Linked DNA regions of Homo sapiens: region 1 is linked to region 2. The links are chromatin loops, found by intact Hi-C in ENCODE. Cell type or tissue: dorsolateral prefrontal cortex. All regions are shown on one strand. Each heading gives the region's core, and the rest is flanking DNA. Links, peaks and the distances in the headings are about the cores only.

Region 1 (6,953 bases), core at 968-5,967, 160 kb after region 2:
CTATAACCCAGGATTCTGGGCATAAGTTTTTCTTTTTCTTTTTCTTTTTCTATTTTTTTTTTTTAAGACAGTCTCACTCTGTCGCCCAGGCTGGAGTACAGTGGCGTGATCTCAGCTCACGGCAACCTCTGCCTCTCTGGTTCACGTGATTCTCCTGCCTCAGCCTCCTGAGTAGCTGGGATCACAGGCGCCCACCACCATGCCTGGCTAATTTTTGTATTTTTAGTAGAGACCGGGTTTCTACATGTTGGCCAGGCTGGTCTCAAACTCCTGATCTCAAGTGATCCTCCCACCTTGGGCTCCCAAAGTGCTGGGATTACAGGCGTGAGCCACCGCACCCCTGATCAAACTTTTAATAGATATCTGAGAGGGGTGGGTGACATGGGATGTTCCAGAGTGGAGGGAGAAGAAACTGGTATCACTGGGTGCCTCTGGGGAGGAAAATGAGGCTGGAAGGTGGGATATCCTGAGACAGAGATGGTGTAGTCTTTGTTCTTTTTGAATTTTGGCCCATGTATTACATATGCAAAAATGAACAGATAAAGGCCAGGCATGGTGGCTCATGCAGTGAGCTGGGTGATCCCAGAACTTTGGGAGGCTGAGGTGGGAGGATCACTTGAGCCCAGGAGTTTGAGGTCAGTCTGGGCAACATAGTGAGACTCTGCCTCTATTCTTACAAAAAAAAAAAAATTAAAAAAATTAACAAATAAAATTGGGAAACATAGGTGGTGTTTGAGGCTGCATCTTTCTTTTTCTGTGAGCTGGGGAAGTGCTGAAAGCCACTTTATGTTGAAATGATGATCCTCCCAGGTAGGCTGGGGTAGAGGCAGCTGTGATAGATAGCACCCACACACTACCACTTATGAGCCACATGATCCTGATACAGCATCCTCATCTCTATAATGGAAGTATGGCATGGTAATTAAAAACACAGGCCACTTGCCAGCCACATGCCTTTGGGCATGTTATCTCTTTGTGACTAAGTCTCCTCCTCTGTAATATGGGGATCAGTAATGCTACCTTCCTCAAAGGGTAGGAAGGATTATATGAGTAAAACACCTAGAGCAAGGCCTGGCATATGGCAAGCCATCCAACACCCATCATCATTACACACAGAGCTGGCCTTATACAGTTCCAATATGCACAAATTTTAGTTACTACGGTTTAGTTGAGAACACCAGTCCTTCAATAACATGGTACAATTACAGTTACCACAGTATATGAACTATGAGTAATTGAATAAAGTACAAACTTTGCTGCTAGCTCTTCAGTCCACAAATTACTAGGTAAATTACATGCCCACATCACAATCAGTGACCAACCATGTCACTTACTTAAAAAGTCTGTTGGTGACTGGTTATTGCACCTCTGTTGTTCAGTTCAGGCACCGACAGTAAAGTACTTGGTTGTGTTTCCTCCTTGTCCTCCAGTGATAAACTCACAAGACATTTTACAAAAATGGTACAGAGATGGTACCATTTTACAGAGATGAAAGTACAGCAGGGCCAGGCGCGGTGGCTCATACCTGTAATCCCAGCACTTTGGGAGGCCAAGGTGGGCAGATCACGAGGTCAAGAGATGGAGACCATCATGGCCAACATGGTGAAACCCCGTCTCTACTAAAAATACAAAAAAAATTAGCTGGGCATGGTGGTGCGTGCCTGTAGTCCCAGCTACTCGGGAGGCTGAGGCAGGAGAATTTCTCGAACCCAGGAGGCGAAGGTTGCAGTGAGCCAAGATCGTGCCACTGCACTCCAGCCTGGGTAATGGAGTGAGACTCCATCTCAAAAAAAAAAGAAGTACAGCAAAGGAATGAAATGTGGTGACACTGGAAGTGAGATGGGAATGGGATGTGATTAGAAGATTTGAAAATGGTGACAGCAAAGCAAAGAGAGGCTGAGATCTCAAACTGCATGAAGCTACTGTATAAATCATACTGAAAAATTCTGGTGAATATAAAAAACAAGCAAAAGTCACTTCAACATCTTTCCATTTGAGTTGTGCTAGGAACGGAAAGCTGCTTATAGTTGAAATGGAGCATTTACTTTTGCTTTGGATTACATGCAGTATGGCAGTAACTTTTACTTCGCTGTGCAAATAACTTTGCATGATTCAAATCTAACATAAATGGAGTTACAGAAGAAGTAGCTGACCATGGGAATGTTGACAATGCTGCCATTTGAGAGAGTACATATGCAATCAGAGGAACTTAGCATTTACTGTGTGCCAGGCACCGTGCTAAGAGCTTTAGAAACATTACCTTACTTAATCCTTACAACTACCCTAAGAGGTAGGAACTACTGTCATCTTTTTATAGATGAGGAAAGGGAGGTTTAGGGAAGTGAAGACATTTATTCAAGGTGACTCCGAGGGGAAGAGGCAGAGCACAAAATTGAGTCCAGGTGTGACTAACTGTATAATAGTTCCCTGACTCTTAACCACTAGGCCACTTGAGAAAAAGATTTTCTAGCTTCTCAGAGTTCAGAGTATGGTTGGTTAAAAAAGAAAAAAGAAAAAATGATTTTTTTCCCTTAAAGCATTTAATGATAACTCTGTTAGCATGGTGGTAACTGTCTGGTGGCCTATGCTAGGCACTGCCTGTTTCCCTTTCCTTCCCTCTGCTTATCTCCTGCTTAAATCCCATTCTTCATCCCCTCTCCCCCAAACCCGTGCAGGCCCACGTGAATCGGAATCCTTGCTCTGTTCAGCTGGCTAAGGCGAGTCCCGCAAAGCGCTGGCCTCCAGGTGCTTCTGCCAGGCCTTGTGGTGCAAGGGCCCTGCCTCCTCCCGCTCCAGCAGCAGCCCTGGCGATGCCCACTGCGTTTCTCAGCTCTGTTGGCAGTGGGGGCAGAAGAGGCTGCCTGAGGCCCCCTCCCAGCAAAAGCCGTGGCCACACCTGCAATGACTGGGTTGCAGCTCTGAGCTGCAAGCATTGGCTGTGGCCTGGAGACCAGCCACTGTAAGTAGGCAGAACTTTTTGGCTTTAGATTCGTTTCAGTTTTGTAATCAGAAAGTTGCTTCTCTCAGTTCCGCAACTTTCCCTTTCGGCAGGCCTGCATCAAGTGCCCTCTGTAACCCAGGAAGGAGACGGTTCAGGGTGGGAAACCAGTAGGGGCTGTGCCATGGTCCAAGGGGGCTCCTCACCTGACAGATCTTTGAAAAAGTGTTTGCAATAACTGCTGTGCTGGCCCTGGCAAGACGTGAACCCGTGAGGAATGTGACAGCTGCTTCCCACAGGGGCCCTACTGACCCCAGAGGGCTCTGGCACTCCCAGGGTTTGGGAGAGGAGCTGGAAGTCTGGTGCATTAAGAGTGAGGAAGGACTCTAAAAAGCTGGCAGGGAAACATTGTCTGAGTCACATCTCAAGGGAACTTGAGAGGAGAAACGCTTTTCTAAAACCTTTTTTTTTTTTTTTAGCTGGAGTTTCTGGTCACCCAGGCTAGAATGCAATTGCACAATCTCAGCTCACTGCAACCTCTGGTGCCCGGGTTCAAGCAATTCTCCTGTCTCAGCCTCCCGAACAGCTGGGATTACAGAAGCCCGCCACCATACCCGGCTAATTTTTGTATTTTTAGTAGAGACGGAGTTTCACCATGTTGGCCAGGCTGGTCTCGAACTCCTGACCTCAAGTGATCCGCCCACCTCGGCCTCCCAAAGTGCTGGGATTACAGGCGTGAGCCACCGCGCCCGGCCTCTAAAACTTTTCTTCATGGAAAGTTAAGCCTCTTTCTCCCTCTCTCTGTCACACTGTGTTCCAGGGTCTGGGAACACAGCAAGGAACAAAACAAAGATATCTGTTTTTGTGGAACTTATATTTTAGTGGGAGAGGCTGGAAAATAAGCAAAATAAATAAGAAAGCTATAAGCGAGAAACCTGCTATAGAGAAAAATAAAGCAGGGAACAGGATAGGAAATACAGATGGGTGTGCTTTTCTGGGGATGCCTCATTAATAGGTGACATCTAAGCCTTATGGAGAATGGAACCAGTGGCGAGGGATGAGCTGGGCATCCTAGGTTTCTGTTGGTGACAGATGAAGGACTTTTTTTTTTTTTTTTTTTTTGACACAGGATCTCACTCTGTCACCCAGCTGGAGTGCAGTGGCATGATCTCGGCTCACTGTAACCTCTTCCTCCTGGGTTCAAGTGATTCTCGTGCCTCAGCCTCCTGAGTACGTGGGACTACAGGCGTGTACCACCACACCTGGGTAATTTTTGTATTTTTAGTAGAGACAGGGTTTCATTGTGTTGGCCAGGCTGGCCTCAAACTCCTGACCTCAGGTGACCTGCTTGCCTCAGCCTCCCAAAGTGCTGGGATTACAGGTGTGAGCCATCGCGCCCGGCTGAAGGACATAATGAAATTATCCTGATGGTCTCAGGGCTTGGAGCTCCTGCCTCTACACTGACTTCTGCCCATGGAAGGAGAGGCTGTGTGTGTGTGTGTGTGTGTGTGAGATGGTAGGGCTGGGAGAGTGGAAGGGGTCTTGTGTTGCTTTGAAGTAGGTTCTGGAGTCCTGGTGTCGACTCCTTGGGTGCTGGGAGGTGAGCCCACAGAGAAAGAGGCCATGCTTTCGAAAGGGGTTGAGCTGGAAATGGTCCAACACCCTTACCTGGATGGAAGCCCTGATGAGGGGGTCCTGGTCAAGAGGTGGATGAAGGCCTCAGGGTCAGCTGTTCAGAAGCACGCATCAGCCTGAGAGAAAGAACACATCTGGGCTGTTAAGTGTGAAAGAACACATCTGGGCTGTGGCAAGAGTGAAAAGTGAAAAGAAGCACATGAGGCTGGGCATGGTGGCTAACACCTGTAATCCCAGTACTTTGGGAGTCTGAGGCAGGAGGACTGACTGAGCTCAGGGGGTTGAGGCCAGCCTGGGTATCAGAGTGAGACCCCATTTCTACAAAAATTTTAAAAATGAGCTAGTTATAGTGGCACATGCCTGTGATTCCAGCTACTCCAGAGGCTGCTGATGTGGGAGAATTGCTTGGACCTGGGAGGTTGAGGCTGCACTGAGCCAAGATCATGCCACTGCACTCCAGCCTGGGTGACAGAGTAAGACACTGTCAAAACAAACAAACTAGCAAACAAAAAACACAAGGGTTAATTTTATGTGTCAATTTGACTGGGCCTATAGATGCCCAGACAGCTGGTCAAACATTCTTTCTGGGTGTGTCTGCAAGGGTGTTTCCAGAAGAGATTAGCATTAGCACCAGTAGACTGAGTAAAGATCTGCCCTCACCAATGTTCCCTGGTACCATCTAATCTGTTGAGGGGCAAAACTGAACAAAAAGGCTGAAGAAGGGCAAATACTCTCTGTCCTTGAGCTGGGACGTCCATCTTCTCCTGCCCTCAGACATCTGAGCTCCTGGTTCTCAGGCCTTTGGCGTGGGGCTGAATGATACCACCAGCTTTCCTGATTCTCCAGCTTGCAGATGGCAGATTATGGGACTTCTCTGCCTCCATGATTGAATGAGTCAATTCCCATCATAAATCTCCTCTTATATATGTCTATATATCTTCTATTGGTGTTCTTTCTCTGGAGATCCCTGACTGATCCAAGGCAGTTGCCACAGGGATGGGAGAGCAGGTAGAACCACCCTTGCTGAGCCCAGCTGGGCCATCCTGCCACTGCAGCTTCGCTTGAGAACTAAGTGTTGAGTGCCACTCAAGTGACATCACTGTTAGGACACATTCTCCTAACAATGCACTCTAAGCCATGTGAGCATTGGGTGCCCCCTCCCAAGGGTCCAGAGCCCTGGAGTTTTACCCCTAATCTGGGTTAAGCTGGGTTATTGGAGAAATCAAGGTTGAGGCAGAATCTGGCAGGAGGGGCCAGATGTTATAGAGGAGAAGAGACCCAGACAATTTCTGACAGCCAGAAAACACCTGTTTCAGGGCAGAAGCAAAGGATAACTTGGTAACATTGATGAAAAGATGACATTTTGTCAGATACTGAAAGAACCCAGAGGAACATATTTGCATTTACGTTCTACATGGGTACCTTTGGTGATTCATGGACCTGCCACAGAAAAATGTGAGGTTTTCAAAAGTATTTCCTACAGCAAATTCAGTTTCACATTTAAAAGGGCCTACAAATATGCATTTTAACAATAATGGTTGTAGCAATATATGTTTTACTAAGTGGAAATCTTCTCAATTTTAATTTTAAAAAATCGTTTTACATAGACAAGGTGATCCGTAAGGGAAAATTGTCTTTCCAAAATGGCTTGCAGAGCAGAAAGTTTGAAGGCCTCTATCAGGTAGAACAGGTTCTATTTCCAAGGTCTCCTTATTTGGAAACCCAGGAGGCTACTCTTAGGCTTATTTTCAACTGTTTTTGAATGTGAGACTCTCTTTCCATTGCAGGGATGAGAGAAACGCTGTAGGATCTGCAGGTTGTCTGGAGGGACTCGGGGTCCCTTGGTGAAAAGAGAAACCACTGCCCTTGAGTCATAAGTATGATCATCCTTTCTTTTAACAAAGGTATGTTTATATACACAGAAAAATACCCCAGGCAAACACACCAAATGTGGATTGTTAACTCTGGGTGATGTTTATTTATTTATTTACTTAATTTTATTTTTTATTTTCATTTTTTCTTTCCAATTTTTATTTTAAGTCCAGTGGATACCTGTGCAGGTTTGTTACATGGGTAAATTGTTTGTTGTGGGGTTAGGTATACAGATTATTTTGTTACCCAGGTAATAAGCATAGTACCCATTAAGTAGCTTTTGGATCCTCACCCTCTCCCTCCTTCCACCTTTAAGCAGGCTCTGGTGTCAGTTGTTCCCTTCTTTGTGTCCATGTGTGCTCAGTGATTAGCTCCCACTAATAAGTGAGAACATACTATATTTGCTTTTCTGTTCCTGCATTAATTTGCTTATGGTAATGGCCTCCAGTTCTATCCATGTTGCTGCAGAGGACATGATTTTTTTTTTTTTACTTCAGGGGTACCTGTG
Region 2 (6,796 bases), core at 28-5,027:
TACCCCTGATTTACCAGCTCCAGATACTGCATTTTCTCTTGTGGTTTCCCTACACCTGCCCACATCTTTGTAAATAGTTCCTTTATAAACTCTCCTCAAATCACCCACTTTGTGCCATCTGTTTCCTGCCAGGACTTAGACTGATCCATGATCAGAGAGTTTTGAGCAGGGGAGTGACACAGTCTGACTAGCATTTTAACAGGCTCATTTAGGTTACTGTCAAGAGTAGATGGTGGGGAGTGAGGGTGGATACAGGGAAACCAGTTAGGAGGCTATTGCAGTATCCTGGGAGAGAGGTGACGGTGGCTTAGCTCACAGTGACGGTAGTGGAGGTAATGAGAAATGGTCAGCTCTGGATATTTTTATGAAGGTCTCTACCTTGCTAAGCTGTTTTGTTAATGCAGATGCAGGGAGGGCCTTTCATGACACTAGAGAACAAGACATGGTTGTATTGTTAGTGCCTGCCTTCCTTATTGTGCCATCTGGAATCATCCCATTGCAGACACTCTGATTCAGGCCAGTAGGTTAATACTGATAGTCTCAGAGGTAGCAGCCTTGCCAAAAACAGGTGTTTACAAAAGATACTACTGTTTTTCTTTGAGTTTGTCTTTGAACAGAGGCAAACGCGTCCTCCACTTTAAATGGCATGGTGTCATTGAACCATTGGCATGGTTCATTGTCAATGAAGTGACTTGAACTCTGAGGGGAATATAAGAGAATTATTAGTCTTGATCCCTGCCCTCAAAATTCTTTTATCTTAGAGAGATAAAAAAGAATATGCTGTAAGGCCGAGTGCGGTGGCTCACTCCTGTAATCCCAGCACTTTGGGAGGCTGAGGCTGGCGGATCACTGGAGGTCAGGAGTTTGAGACCAGCCTAGCCAACATGGTGAAACCTCATCTCTACTAAAAAAATACAAAAATTAGCTAGGCGTGGTGGTGTGCACCTGTAATACCAGCTACTCAGGACACTGAGGCAGGTGAATCTCTTTAACCTGGGAGGCGGAGGTTGCAGTGAGCCGAGATTGCACCATTGCACTCAAGCCTGGGTGACAGAGCAAGACTCCATCTCAAAAAAGAAAAAAATAAGAAGAATATGCTATAGGCAGTCACAGAGTGCTAAATTATAACTGCTTTGCACGAGGATTTTGGGGAGTTGAAAAGCCATCTGTGTGGGCTGAGGTGGTCAGGATGACTTCATGGAGAACGTGGAACTGGGTGGGCTGTAAAAAATAGAGTTTGGGGCAGCCATTCAAGGAGGGAGAGCTGTTTTGAGGGAAGACTCAGGCTTGACTGGGGGCGTTAAGATGGCTTACCAGGAACGGAGGGTGCAGGTTGGATGTGGTAGGAAATGAGGTGAGCTGGGCGGGTGGGCCCCTATCAGGGTATTAAGAGGCAGGTGATGTGCTGGCTTCAGGTTCGGGCAGTGGGCCACCACATATCCTAAGGAGGGACCAGCGGAACAGAATCCTGACCTGCTGTTGACTTATTTCAGCTTATAGGATCCAAAATATTAGTAAATGGAGGTGGAACAAATCACTAAATATGATAAAACTTCCCAACTTTTTATGCCTCTGATAGAAGGGACTGGAGCTCTGCTTGGTTAGGTGGTCAGTAGGCTAGCTTTCTGAATCCATTTTATTTTATTGAAATTCAGCATATACCATATTGCCCAAGTGTAAAGTAATCCTGCATATCAAAATTTCCCCATTAAAAAGTCCAAAAGGTTGTTTTTGGTCAAGTTGAAAATACATGTACTTTTAGGTATATAAGTGAAAAATACCTGCTTACAAAATTTACATTTAAATTTGGGTCCATATACCTACTTAAAATCACCTACTTTATAAAGTAACACTAATTTAGAAATGCTGGTTTTCCTCCTCTTCTTATTTATAAAATGTTTCTTTTCAGACTCTTCACATGCATCTTTGACTTCACTATTTTTATCATCACTGGAGCCACTTTTTGAGTCAGCCAATGTGGATTTCCGGACCACATGTTCAGTTCTTGAGATACATCGTTTTTGAATATGAATAAGGTGTTACCACTGAACAGTTTATTCCAAGTTACAAGTATCCACTTGCATAACATTAGACTTTTTTTTTAAGAAAGGGTCTCACTTTGTCGCCCAGGCTGGAGTGCGGTGATGCAATCACCACTCACTGTAGCCTTGACCTCACAGGCCTGCCTTGGCCTACCAAAGTGTTGGGATTACAGACGTGAGCCTAGAATTTTTTTTTTGCAGTGTTTCCAGTTGGTATATATTTGTGGTCACTGCAACTTAACCACTTTATTACTTTTTCAAATGATTTCTATTTTTTTTTAAAGACAGGGTCTCACTCTGTTTCCCAGGCTGGAGTGCAGTGGCATGATCATGGCTCACTGTAGCAACTTTCCAGGCTCAAGTGATCCTTCCACCTCAGCCTCTTGACTAGCTGGAACTACTGGCGTGCGCTACCATGTTCGGCTACTTTTTATATTTTTTTGTAGAGACAGGGTTTCCCTGTGTTGCCCAGGCTGGTCCCGAACTCGAGCTATCCGCCCACCTTGGACTCCCAAAGTACAGGCATGAGCCACCGCGCCCAGCTAAAATGATCTTTAAAACGTTGGTCTACTGGCCAGGCATGGTGACTGATGCCTGTAATCCTGGCACTTTGGAAGGCCAAGTGGGTGGATAGCTTGAGCCCACAAATTCGAGACAGCCTGGGCAACAGGGTGAGACTCCATCTCTAAAAAAAGTAAAAAATGAATAAACAAAATAAAAAGCTGGCCTTACAATGGCAGTTTACACATGGAAGTGTGAGTTTATATCTCCAGGGATAATTACTAAATTTGTGTTTAATTTATCTTGTTTCACTGATTACCATTAGCCAAAGCAGCCTTAACTGAGGTTGTTTTAGGGTATTGTGTCATCCCCAGCTGGTACTTTGTATTCAAAATAAGGAAATTGCAAAACTTCCTACAGCAAGAGGTACTTTGTAAGTATTTGAATATAAAGTGACTTGTATTTTCTGAGAGAGAATTTTTTTTGAAAAGTCTTGCCTTATATTTCATATATTAAATGACTCTTCTACTGCAGCTTCAATGACATGAATCTTAGGCAGCAAATCTACTTTCTGAAACATTCTGTCTCTGGGAGAGGAGGGAGATATAGGAAGCAGAGAAGTGATAGTGCCTGGTATGAAAGTTGGTGCCTCATGAGATTGGCTTTAGATAGAAGCTGTGAAAGAGAAAGTGCCAAATGCATTAGTTGTTGTTTACCACTTACTGAATGGAAACTATTCTCTGCTTTTATTGATTGGATTTCTTTTTTTTTTTCTTTTTTTATTTTTATTTTTTTTGAGACAGAGTTTCGCTCTTGTCGCCCAGGCTGGAGTGCAGTGGTGCGATCTCCACTCACCGTAACCTCCGCCTCCTGGGTTCAAGCGATTCTCCTGCCTCAGGCTCCCAAGTACCTGGGATTACAGGCATGTGCTACCACACCCGGCTAATTTTTGTATTTTAGTAGAGGTGGGGTTTTACCATGTTGACCAGGCTGGTCTCAAACTCCTGACCTCAAATGATCCACCCGCTTCCACCTCCCAAAGTGCTGGGATTACAGGCGTGAGGTACCATGCCTGGCCTAGTGATTGGATTTCTATTGATTAAATGAAAAACTCCATGAAATACCTTTTAAACAGAGCTGTCCAGAATGCAGGCATTTGGTTAGCTCTTCATTTATTTATTGCCATGGCACCTAAGTGTTGGGGACCCTAGTACAGTTACTTGATCCCTGGCCCCTAGAGTCTAACACAATCTCTCCATTACTGAACAATACAAACTAATATACATATAGTTATGTATCACTTAACAGTAGAAATACATTGTCAGTAGGAAATTTCCTTGTCATGTGAACATCATAGAGTGTACTTAACACAAATGTAGATGGCATAGCCTACTACACACCTAGGCTATATGGTATAGCTTGTTGCTCCTAGGCTACAGGCTACAAACCTACACAGTATGTTACTGTACTAAATACTGCAGGCAATTGGAACACAATGGTAAATATTTTTGTATCTAAACATATGTAAATATAGAAAAGGTAAAGTAAAAATATGTTATAAAAGATAAAAAATGATAGACCTATCTAGGGAACTTAGCATGAATGGAGCTTGTGGGCCTGGAAGTTGCTCTGGGTGAGTGAGTGAATGAGTGGTGAATGAATGTGAAGCCCTAGGATATGAGTGTACACTACTGTAGACTTTATAAACACTGTACACTTGTTACTGAGCAGACATTATGAAAAATAAAAATAAACACGGTATGCTTAAGCTACACTAAATTTATTCATACGCTTTTTTCTTTCAATAATAAATTAAACCTAGCTTACTGTAAATTATTTACTTCATGAACTTAAAAAATTTTTTTACAGCTTTTTGACCCTTTTGTAATAACAGTTTAAAACACAAGCACATTGTACTGCTGTACAAAAATATTTTCTGTATATTTTTATTCTGTAAGCTGTTTTCTACTTTAAATTTTTTAACTTTCTTTTTACCTTTTAAACTTCTTTGTTAAAAACCAAGACACAAACGCACACATTAGCCTGGACCTAGACAGGGTCAGGATCATCAGTGTCACTGCCTTCCATCTCCACATTTCATCCCACTGGAAGGCCTTCGGGGACAGTGATAGGCATGGAGCTGTCATCTCCTAGGATAACAGTGCGTTCTTCAGGAATTCCTCCTGAAGGACCTGCCTCAAGCTGTTTTATAGTTAATTTTTTAAATAAGTAGAGTTACACTCTAAAATAATAATATATAGTATAGTAAACATGTGAATTAGTAATGTAGTTGTTTATTATCATTATCAAGTGTTATGTACTGTACATAATTGTATGTGTTATACTTTTATAACACTGACAGTGCAGTAGGTTTATTTACACCAGCATCACCACAGGCATGTGAGTAATGCTTTGTGCTACAACATCATGAAAGCTGTGTTACTAGGCTGTAGGGATTTTTCAGCTCCATCATAGTCTTAACGGGACTGCCGTGGAATATGGGGTACGTTCTTGACCAAAACATCCTTATGTGGCACATTACTATATTAGTTTATATCATATATGTGTGTATAGTTTATAAGTTGATACATACTTAGTTTATATTATATATTTTAAAGATATATGTGTATATTATATATGTATATATTTTATATATATACATGTGTGCATATAAGTGTATGTATGTATATGTACGTATGTATGTATGTATGTATGTATAAAGCCTGACCAGCAAACTTGAAAACATTCTGTACACAGAAACACCTAGCCTGGGGCTGGGTGCAATGGCTCATATCTGTAATCTCTGCACTTTGGGAGGCTGAGGCACGCGAATCTCCTGAGGTTGAGACCAGCCTGGCCAACTTGGTCAAACCCTATCTCTACTAAAAATACAAAAATTAGCCAGGCCTGGTGGCAGGCACCTGTAGTCCCAGCTACTCAGGAGGCTGAGGCAGGAGAATCGCTTGAACCTGAGAGGTGGAGGTTGCAGTGAGCTGAGATCATGCTATTGCACTCCAGCCTGCATGACAAGAGCAAAACTCTGTCTCAAAAAAAAAAAAAAAAAGAAAAAAGAAAAGAAACAACCAAGCCTGGGCTGGGCACCGTGGCTCATGCCCGTGATCCCAGCACTTTGGGAGGCTGAGGCAGGAGGACTGCTTGAAGCCAGGAATTTGAGACCAGCCTGTGCAACATGGTGAGGCCCATCTCTATTATAAGAAAGAAAGAAAGACAGAGAGGGGAGAGAAAGTAAGAAAGAAAAGAAAAGAAACATCTAGCCTGTGCCCTGTCAGGAGCAGGGGTAAACTCAACTCTTGGGTTCCCTTTTTGCCATATCGTGAGTGATCAGTTGCCTCATGATTAGAGAAGGTGAGAGAGGTACTGTTAGGCTTAACATTTGTTAGGTTATACATTAAATAATGGGAGAGCTGGCCTTGGAACCTAACAGTTAGGTATAACATTGTGTTGATGGGAAAACAAATAAGGTCTAAAAACCAATGAACTTTGAGAACACAGCTTCTGCGTATGTTGTGGCCTGCCTATCTAAGTAGGTGTAGGGGATGAGGTATCACAAAACTAAGCACTTTGAAATCCTTTTCCTTTATTTTTCTAAGAAATTTATGGTTAACAAAAGTATAATAATGTAATTAAGAGCCATTTTTCTATAACTGAGAATTAACATTTGCTAACATCTTTTTTTTTTTTTTTTTTTTTGCTTCTGGTTATTTGTTTAAAGGAAAAGCAATTAGAAATATAGCCAAAGCCTCCTTTAACCCTATCCCCAGTTCAGTGTGCCTGCCACCCTTCCCAGAAGCAGCCCTTATCATAAGTTGTGTGTGCATCCTTCCACTTCACTTTTAATCCTTTTATGCATTCATAAACAACTGGATTTGTGTTTTTAAAAATTCACATAAATTGTCACACTGTCATTTTGCCTTTTTTCATTTCACAGTAAAAAAAAAAATAGAAACAGAGTCTTGCTTGATCAGTTGGAGTCTTGTCAGATTTCTCTGATGGTCGTAATTTTGGAAAGACAATCTCCCTTTAGAATTGTGAGAGGGTCCTGAATTCTGCTAAGATGTAGGTGTAAAGGATAACCAGCGATTATTCCGGAGGTCACAAGATTTAGAGCTTTCTCAATTACTCCTGTAGATAACATCCCAATTGCAGAACCTAAGATTGGCTGTTTGAGATGTCTTTTCAGATTTTTGCATTTCTGACTGGCTGACTCCACACAGACAGGTCCTGTGGCCCCA

The links. Peaks named below come from ENCODE experiments on the same cell type or tissue, not always from the same donor. Only the 100,000 strongest peaks of a DNase experiment are listed, where the experiment ranks them.
Region 1: it touches region 2 in a loop (4-fold over the local background); 18 of 110 quality-filtered maps call a loop at or near these places.

What each region holds. Positions count from the first base shown.
Region 1 is chr14:65,153,869-65,160,821 of GRCh38, forward strand. LOC124903329 (a long non-coding RNA gene) reads right to left here and starts at 4,689. Exons shown (of 2, transcript XR_007064206.1): 1 at 4,607-4,689. In dorsolateral prefrontal cortex, for the core only: no CTCF peak of the experiment used is centred there; no DNase peak of the experiment used is centred there; H3K27ac peaks cover 469 bases.
Region 2 is chr14:64,990,534-64,997,329 of GRCh38, forward strand. The region is part of intron 3 of CHURC1-FNTB (CHURC1-FNTB readthrough); the gene reads left to right. The region is part of intron 1 of FNTB (farnesyltransferase, CAAX box, subunit beta); the gene reads left to right. Among named protein-coding and RNA genes, the nearest start is that of FNTB, 7.0 kb to the left of the region's middle. RefSeq lists an enhancer at 1-114. In dorsolateral prefrontal cortex, for the core only: no CTCF peak of the experiment used is centred there; no DNase peak of the experiment used is centred there; H3K27ac peaks cover 435 bases.